Regions from separate parts of the Mus musculus genome. Here region 2 is linked to region 1. The links are chromatin contacts, found by Hi-C or POLR2A ChIA-PET in ENCODE. All regions are on one chromosome and are shown on one strand. Each heading gives the region's core, a stretch centred on a gene start or an enhancer-like site at or near the end of the contact. The rest is flanking DNA. Distances are from core to core; before and after follow the strand shown. Region 1 holds the start of Mccc1os (methylcrotonoyl-Coenzyme A carboxylase 1 (alpha), opposite strand). Region 2 holds the start of Anxa5 (annexin A5).

Region 1 (3,687 bases), core at 560-3,059:
AAATGTTGGCAGGGCTAGAGAGATGGCTCAGCGGTTAAGAGCACTGACTGCTCTTCCAGAGGTCCTGAGTTCAATTCAAACCACATGGTGGCTCACAACCATCTGTAATGGGATCTGATGGACGCTTTTAGTGTGTGTCCGAAGACAGCTGTAGTGTACTAATATAAACAAAAATAGATAAATCTTTAAGCCAGGCAGTGGGGGCGCACGCCTTTAATCCCAGCACTCTGGAGGCAGAGGCAAGCAGATTTCTGAGTTCGAGGCCAGCCTGGTCTACAGAGTGAGTTCTATGACAGCCAGGGCTATACAGAGAAATCCTGCTTCAAAAGACAAAAAAAAAAAAAAAAAAAAAAAAGAAAAAGAAAAAGAAAAAAAAAAGTAGGCTATGGCTAGTTATTCTGGTTACTCTTCAACATACACTTACCCATTGTCAGGTCGCTTGACATTGGGGTTACTCGATCTCTTTTTCATTAATACCCTCCCAATGAGAAAACTTATACAGCAAGGAATAAGCTTTACAAATAGATGAATTTGAGTTTTAGAGGACCACAAACATGCTAGCCAAGTGCTTAACCTACAGCTCCCATTCCATACGAGGCAATCTTGAAGATACTGCCCGGTTTTAAAGTATACAATTTTCCCAAACAAGACCACGGTTATATAGAGACTTATGAGCTTAGTTCCTTCATGAAGCATAAAGATCACAGGCTACATTAGATATTATATGACTGCAACAATATGCATATACCCTTTACATGCAACTATGCAACCAGCAGGACTAGTATCTCCCAAGGGTCATGTGAGGAACACCGGAGGCTTAGCATCCTGGGAGGCACACTTTCTCAGATGCTGTCACTCTGGAGCCAACTGGGAAAACATCCATCTTTGGCGGGAGAGCTCTGCTTGATGGCTTCTTCAGAGACTGGTGCTCTTACAAATCTTTCCAATTCAGCCCACCCCACATTCTTGCTCTTCAAGGAGGAAAACTTAACTTTCCTGGTCTTTTAAAGGAATTTTTCAGCTTGGAGCATTGTTTTCCCCTCTGACCTCTCCAGGTAAGTTAGGGTTTAAGGCTTTTCCAGTCCTGCCTAAGAAATCACAGCTTTGTCATGTATCCAACCTGGGACCACTGATAGCCTAAAATGTTTTTTTTTTTTTTTTTCCTCTCAGCTAGTGAAGACTGAGTCAGGCAGTCAGACACACTCCTTAAGTGCAATCCTTTATCTTGACAATGTTCTGATTTCTCTATCCCATTTTTCAAAGCTCTTTTTGCTACATCTCAAAACATTTAAACATGACGAGTAAATTGCCTGCCAGGAGATAATTCACCAATTAAGACAGCCGCTATTCTCATGGGTAGAGTCTGACTAATCAAATTCTTTTCTCTGAGGTATTAGAGGAATCATGGCTGGTAAAAAGAAAGAAAAAAGAAAAGGTAAAATTCTCATGCTGGTAAGAGTTTTAATTTTAAAAACTATTAGCAGGATGACAGCTATAACTAAGCCTTGAGAGGAGAATGACTCTGTGGTATTCTTGGGAACCTAAGGAAATTCACAGGAAGAAAAACAGCACTAATACAACTTTCACCATCTTTCTTATTTAAAATATAGGGTGAAGACCTACATTTTAGTATTCACCGAAAATCCAGGGCATCGACCACTGTTTGTTGAATGGACCATGATGTGTTTAAATTTTTATCCACGTGTTGATTTGGACATACGAGGGGGTTAGTATCGTCTTTATATTACCTCTGCTAGATACAAGTATCATCACCTCCAAGCAGAAGAAACTGAAGCACGGATATTAGGTAACTCGACCAAGGTCACAGGTAAGCTGGGAACCCAACCTTCTGCAGGCAGTTCTTGCCCTTGGGCCAGTACGTTTTTCAGAATGCGAGGAGGTGATGATTATGGTGAAGTAATCTATCTACATGACTTGGGGTTTTCACTGTTGTCAAAGCGTGGAGCTTCGTTTCCAAAAGGATCCGGGGTAGTCATCTGCCAGCTTTGTTCAAACTTGTGAACAAGAGCGTTCGACAAAACTCACCCCTCATTAATTTGACTCTTCCCAGCAATGGGAAAGGTCTCTAGAAATCCTTCTCTGAACTGCACTCAAAATGAGGGAGCTAAGCTGAAAGCGACTTTGGGAAAGGGGTCCTGGTGCAAGCCTCTAGCTACGTATGCCATCTTCGGTTGCAGCACCGTGCGGGGTGCCCAGATCAGAAACCAGCCAAGGTGGCAGAGTCTGTAGGAAGAGCCAAAGACTGAAGTGGGACAGCGCCTACCAAAACTACACACAGGCACTTAAAGGGCTGCTCTCACGTGACCCAGCGCCTCGCATCCGGGCCGCGCACGGACCGGCAGTACCCCTGAGTCACCTCGGCTGCAGCAGCAGGATCGGGACCCGTCGCAACTGGTTCCTGTCCACCGCAGCCAACAACGCCGCCGCCGCCATCTCCGCGCTGTTCTGCTGGATTCCAAAAGCTGCTTGGCTTATTCTTGAAAGCGTCCCTCCCTGCGCAAGCTTCTTGTCCCCGATCCGCCACCGTAGCTCCGAAGAGCAAGTAGGCGTCTCCGCAAGAGCCAATCACAAAACTGGGTGTTTCAAGGTACCGATTGGCTGATTGGACCATGTGCCTGGGGGGTGGGGAGTGAACTGTGAGGGGCTGGGCTCCATCTGGAGGGGCGGGGCCAGGTTTTTTTTTTTTTCTTTTTTTTTTTTTTTAGCACAGAGCATGAGAGGAAAATGCACAGCCCCTCAAACCACCACTCAAGCAAAATGCAAGCTTTCTCACTAAACATCAGGAAAAAGGGGCAGTGGAAACTGCGTGGCAGGAAACAAAGACACAGTAAAAGCTATGTGTAGGTATTTGATACAGCTGAGGCAGAGCTCATATGGGGGAGAAAAACACAGTAAGTGAAACAGCCAATCGAAGGGTTATAAGTGCAAAAACTAAATGGGACGTAGTGGCGCATATTTGCAATCCCAGAAGCTGAAGCAGAAGGATTGTAGTAAGTGACAGGATTGACTAGACAGTGAGTCCCAGGCCAGCCTGAGCAATACGTTGAGGCTGTCCCTCAAAAACCAAAATAAATAAGATATGAAAAACAAACATAAATGCAGAAGGAAAACAAATGTAAAGAGGAATAAATTAGTGAAATCAGAAAACTAACACCAAAGGACAAATAAATCCAGGAACTAAGAAAATAATTAGAAATAAGGGGACACAAGTGGAAGCAGGAACATCAGGAGTTCAAGCCCATCCTAACCTGCAGACCAAGTTCGAGACCAGTCTGGGCTAGTAGTCCTGCACCTGTCTTTAAAATCTAAGATGTTTTCTTGAAAGATTCGAACTTTTAGAAAGTCTGGATACAAATTGGCTTGCTTGTGTATTTTCGAGAAGGTTCCTACTTATCTGGCCCATTGGCCAGCAAAAGAGAACCCATCCCTCTGGAGTTCACCAGAAATGAATTCCTTCCTTCAGGAAGGATATCTTATATTGAGTAAGTTTAGACTTTTATCGGTAGAGTCATCACATAGTTTCAAAACGTCCCTGGGAGTACTTGCCACTGGCTTTGTTTGTGTGGCTGGATATCTTTTTTTCCTACAGAGTTATAAGAACTCTAGTTATAGAGGTTAATATTTCCTCAGGTTTTCATTTAGTTGTTTACTTTTACGCTGTTTCAG
Region 2 (3,687 bases), core at 585-3,084, 480 kb after region 1:
GAGTCATGAAATCTTATCCAATGGTACTAAAGCAAGCAAGCTAGTTAACTGGTGAGAAAGGGAAGGAGGGAGGGAAGGAGGGAAGGAGGGAGGAAGGAAAGGAGGGAAGGAGGGAGGGAGGGGGGGAGGGAGGGAGGGAAGAAGGGGGAGAAGGAGAGAAGGAGGGAGGGAAGGGAGGGAAGGAAGGAAGAAGGGGGAAGGGGAGAGAGGGAGGAAGGGAGGGAGGGAGGGAGGGAGGGAGGGAGGGAGGGAGGGAGGGAGAGGAAGAGAGAGATCGAGTGTGTGAGTGTGTGTGTGTGTGTGTGTGTGTGTGTGTGTGTGTGTGTGTTTTCAGGCACACTGAGTAGGCTGAAACACTTATTTAAAAGATTGTCCAGACTCTGAACAGGTCAGTCACATTGGCAAGATTAAATTAGTTTCATTCAGGATGAAAGCTTTGTTGTTTTGTTTGTTGAGGCCGCCTGTTAAAGCCAAGGCCCTTGATGACCAAAGATGATCTTTCACTCCTGATCCTCCTGCCTCTACCTCCCAAGATGTGGGATTCCAGGTATAACCACTTTGCCTCAGGGCGGAATATTTTAGGTATGATAACTTCTTCACATGACCAGCTTTGAAAAATTACTACATACGCTGGGCGGTGGTGGTGAAGGCTTTTAGTTCTAGCCCTCAGCAGAGGCAGTCTGTGAGTTCGAGGCCAGCCAAGGCAACACAGAGGAACCCTAGCTTGGAAAACAAAACAAAACAAAACAAAAATCAACTTTTCTTTGCTACAGTCTTGAAAAATACTAAGAGATCTCCTAAAACAATGACAACAACAAAAACCTATTCGGAAGTCAACTTCTGAAAGAATCCCAAGGCAAATTCAATTCAGAACTCGTTTTGCCAGTTCATTACTTTGGAAACCCAGCTTTTTGGTTCACTGCCTTTAGCAGAAAAAGAGAAAGAAAAGGCACAGTCGGTTCCTGTTAAATAAGTTGCGCCTTGCGCTGGAAAAAGCTCCCCTGAAGCACCATGGAGATTGCCCACGCACACCCAGTATTCAAACACAGGAAACTGCGGGAAAAATAAAAAAATAGGGGAAGCCAAAGGGCGTTCTCCTCACATGACCAAGAGAACTGTTCCTGCTCCGGATCTAATTTTGGCAACTCTGGATTTGGGGCGGCCTGATTCACATGCACCGGGGAGAAACACCGGCTGGTTCCGGACACTCCGGGGCGAGGGAGAAAACAGGAGAGCGCACACGGAGGGGGACACCCAAGAGGTCACAGAGAGGACACAGAGCGGGACACAGATGGGAAAGGCGAAAACCAAGAGACTGCGAAGGCAGCTGCCTTCAGAGAGGGTCCCGATCGCCCTGGTCGCGGTCACACGGCTTACCATGATGCTGTCGGTCAGGAGTGGACTGGAGCTGCAGGGAGAGGGGAAAAGAGAGACAGGGTCACTGGAGCTCTGGTCCCCTGACCCCAAAAGGGCCCTGAGCCCTTGGTGGAGGAGTCGCTCCCGGGACTACGGCCACTTACCAGGCAGTAGAGCGCAGGCTGCGGGTGAGAGCAGGACCGATGCACACGCCAAAGGACAAGGCAGTACTCTTCACAACTCCGTGCAACGGAAACGCCCTGGGCAGCCCAGCCTAGCCCGACCTGGCCCCGCCACGCCACGCCCCTGCCAAGATCACACACCCACCAGGGTCCCGCCCCCAGAGACGCTGCACTATAAGCCCCGCCTTGTCCCAGGCAGCTGCCACATCCCTGGATACGGTACTTTCCTCAGACAAGGCCACCCCCCTACCATGGCCACCTCCCTAATTAGGTCCCAGCCCGGGCCGCGCCCCCATCAGGACACGCCCTGCCACGTCCTAGCCTCTATGCTCCTGCGCCTGCGTGGGGCTTTTCGCTCACTCTTCGCTACGCTGGAGGCGCTGCAGGCCCAGGGGTCTGGGTGTGTCTAGAGAGTTAGGGACTGTCACAGCGGCACCTCACAGCGTCTTGCACCGCACTCTAAGCATGGGACAGTGAGGACCTTTTCCAGACTGCTTTCCAAGTGTTTCGTGCTAGTGTTTGCCTCTGGATGTCCGTGTAGCTGATGGGCAGCTCTTTTAAGAGCTGTACCTGGCAGTGTCAAAGCCTCAGAGCGGAAATGGTTTCACTTCCAAACTCAGCCTGTAACTTCAAAGACCCCAGGTGCAAGGTGACTAAGATGGAGCTTCCCCGCCCCCCCCCCGCCCGCCCCCAGGCCTAAAGACGCTGCAAAAGGATCGCGGATGTTCTAGAAGGATCAAAATCAGGTTTTTGAGCAAGAAGAAGCTAACCGAGGGTGGGGGTTGGGGGAGCCTTGCCACATGCTGAGTCTGGCCCTGATAGGTAGACTGATGGTTTTCTGGAAAAGCAGACAAAACTGCCGCTGAGGAGGGGAAGCCTGCCATTTTCCCTTGTGTACCCTTGTCCTATTGCTTTTCCTGTTCATGCGCCCCCTTCTCTGGGGACCTAGCCGCTCCCACAGCCTTAGACATTCCAGCACCTCTCCCAGGGAATTGTAATTTCTAGACTACTTTGGTTTTTGTTTTGTTTTGTTTTGTTTGCCTACACTAAGGGATCCTCTCACTTGACCCTTCAAGTACGGTTATGACTTCGATGCAACCATTTCCCTGCCTCCTCGCCCCCGCATTCCTTTAAGGCCCACCTATCTCTCAGTCGCTCACACTTATCTACTTTCTTTCTACTAGCATCTCCTTCAGTCTTTGACCTAAGTATTTTTTTTTCTTACATCTACTCAACTCCGTGTCCTCCTTCTCTGGAGTTAAGACCGCAGAAGCCTGTTTAACAGTGCTGTGGAAAACTGCCTTACGGCTGGCAGTGACTAGTGATCCGCCCTGCAGCCAAGGAGTAACATAAATTATTAGACCCAGACCTTTGATCTTCCCCAGCAAATGTTGCCTTTACATCCTATTACAATTAGCTTATTCACCTGGACCCCAGTCTGGAGGAGCAAGCTGACTTTCCGTGTTGAAAGGCAGAGCTCATGCATGAGAGGGCAGAGGAACACTATTTCCCAAGAAGGCTTTTCAGAAGCCTTTCCTACTAGAGGGAAGGAAGCCTGACTGAATGCTATTGAGTGTTCTGAGCACCTAGGAGACATTCATAAAATGGCCTACCTTAATATTCTAAATATAGCGTAGCACTGAGGAGAGGGCACACTGTGAAAGAAAGCACGAGATGCTGTAACTTGGTTTCTTACAAGCAATAGAATTTTATTTCTCAGCTGTTTGGAAGCTGGAAAATTCAAGATCAAGGCTCTGCACATTCAGGGTCTGGTGAGGGTCGGCTTCCTCAGAGAACCTCATCTCACTGAAGCATCACATGGCACAAGATGCTCACTGGCCTCTGAAGCCTCCTTTATCAGGGCATTACTCCCAATCACAAAGTGGAATGTCCATAATTTAACGCTTCTTAAAAGCAATCCTATGATCTTGGAAGCTGGGTTTTCAGCATATCAGTCTGGGAGTGATTCACCAGATGACATCTTCAGAACGGTGTCTGGAGCCACTATGCTAACAGCCTGTGGATGTGTTGTCCAAGAACTTAAAAGCAGAGACTCTGGAGATTCATAACATTAGATGCCCTTCCATTATTTTTATTCAAAACATTTGTATTTAACAAAAAATAAAAAAGCTAATCAACTTCCCAACAG

Evidence for each region. A loop is a pair of places that touch in the nucleus more often than their neighbours do. ChIA-PET counts read pairs that join two places held with the same protein, here RNA polymerase II (POLR2A).
Region 2: a map of heart shows a loop between it and region 1 (2.2-fold over the local background). The contact joins the promoter of Anxa5 here to the promoter of Mccc1os in region 1. A Hi-C loop is called at or near these places in 2 of 37 maps with a recorded cell type or tissue (T-helper 1 cell and heart). POLR2A ChIA-PET finds 5 or more read pairs at or near these places in 1 of 5 experiments (embryonic stem cell).

Annotation. Positions count from the first base shown.
Region 1 is chr3:35,998,104-36,001,790 of GRCm38, forward strand. It overlaps Mccc1os (methylcrotonoyl-Coenzyme A carboxylase 1 (alpha), opposite strand), which reads left to right and starts at 1,810. Exons shown (of 3, transcript NR_029456.1): 1 at 1,810-2,608. Mccc1 (methylcrotonoyl-Coenzyme A carboxylase 1 (alpha)) reads right to left here and starts at 2,575. Exons shown (of 19, transcript NM_023644.4): 1 at 2,378-2,575. The coding sequence starts at 2,454.
Region 2 is chr3:36,474,053-36,477,739 of GRCm38, forward strand. It overlaps Anxa5 (annexin A5), which reads right to left and starts at 1,835. Exons shown (of 13, transcript NM_009673.2): 1 at 1,521-1,835; 2 at 1,378-1,408. The coding sequence starts at 1,380. It overlaps 1810062G17Rik (RIKEN cDNA 1810062G17 gene), which reads left to right and starts at 1,885. Exons shown (of 3, transcript NM_028183.1): 1 at 1,885-2,187. The coding sequence starts at 2,083. It overlaps Mir7009 (microRNA 7009), which reads right to left and starts at 1,472; the gene lies at 1,409-1,472.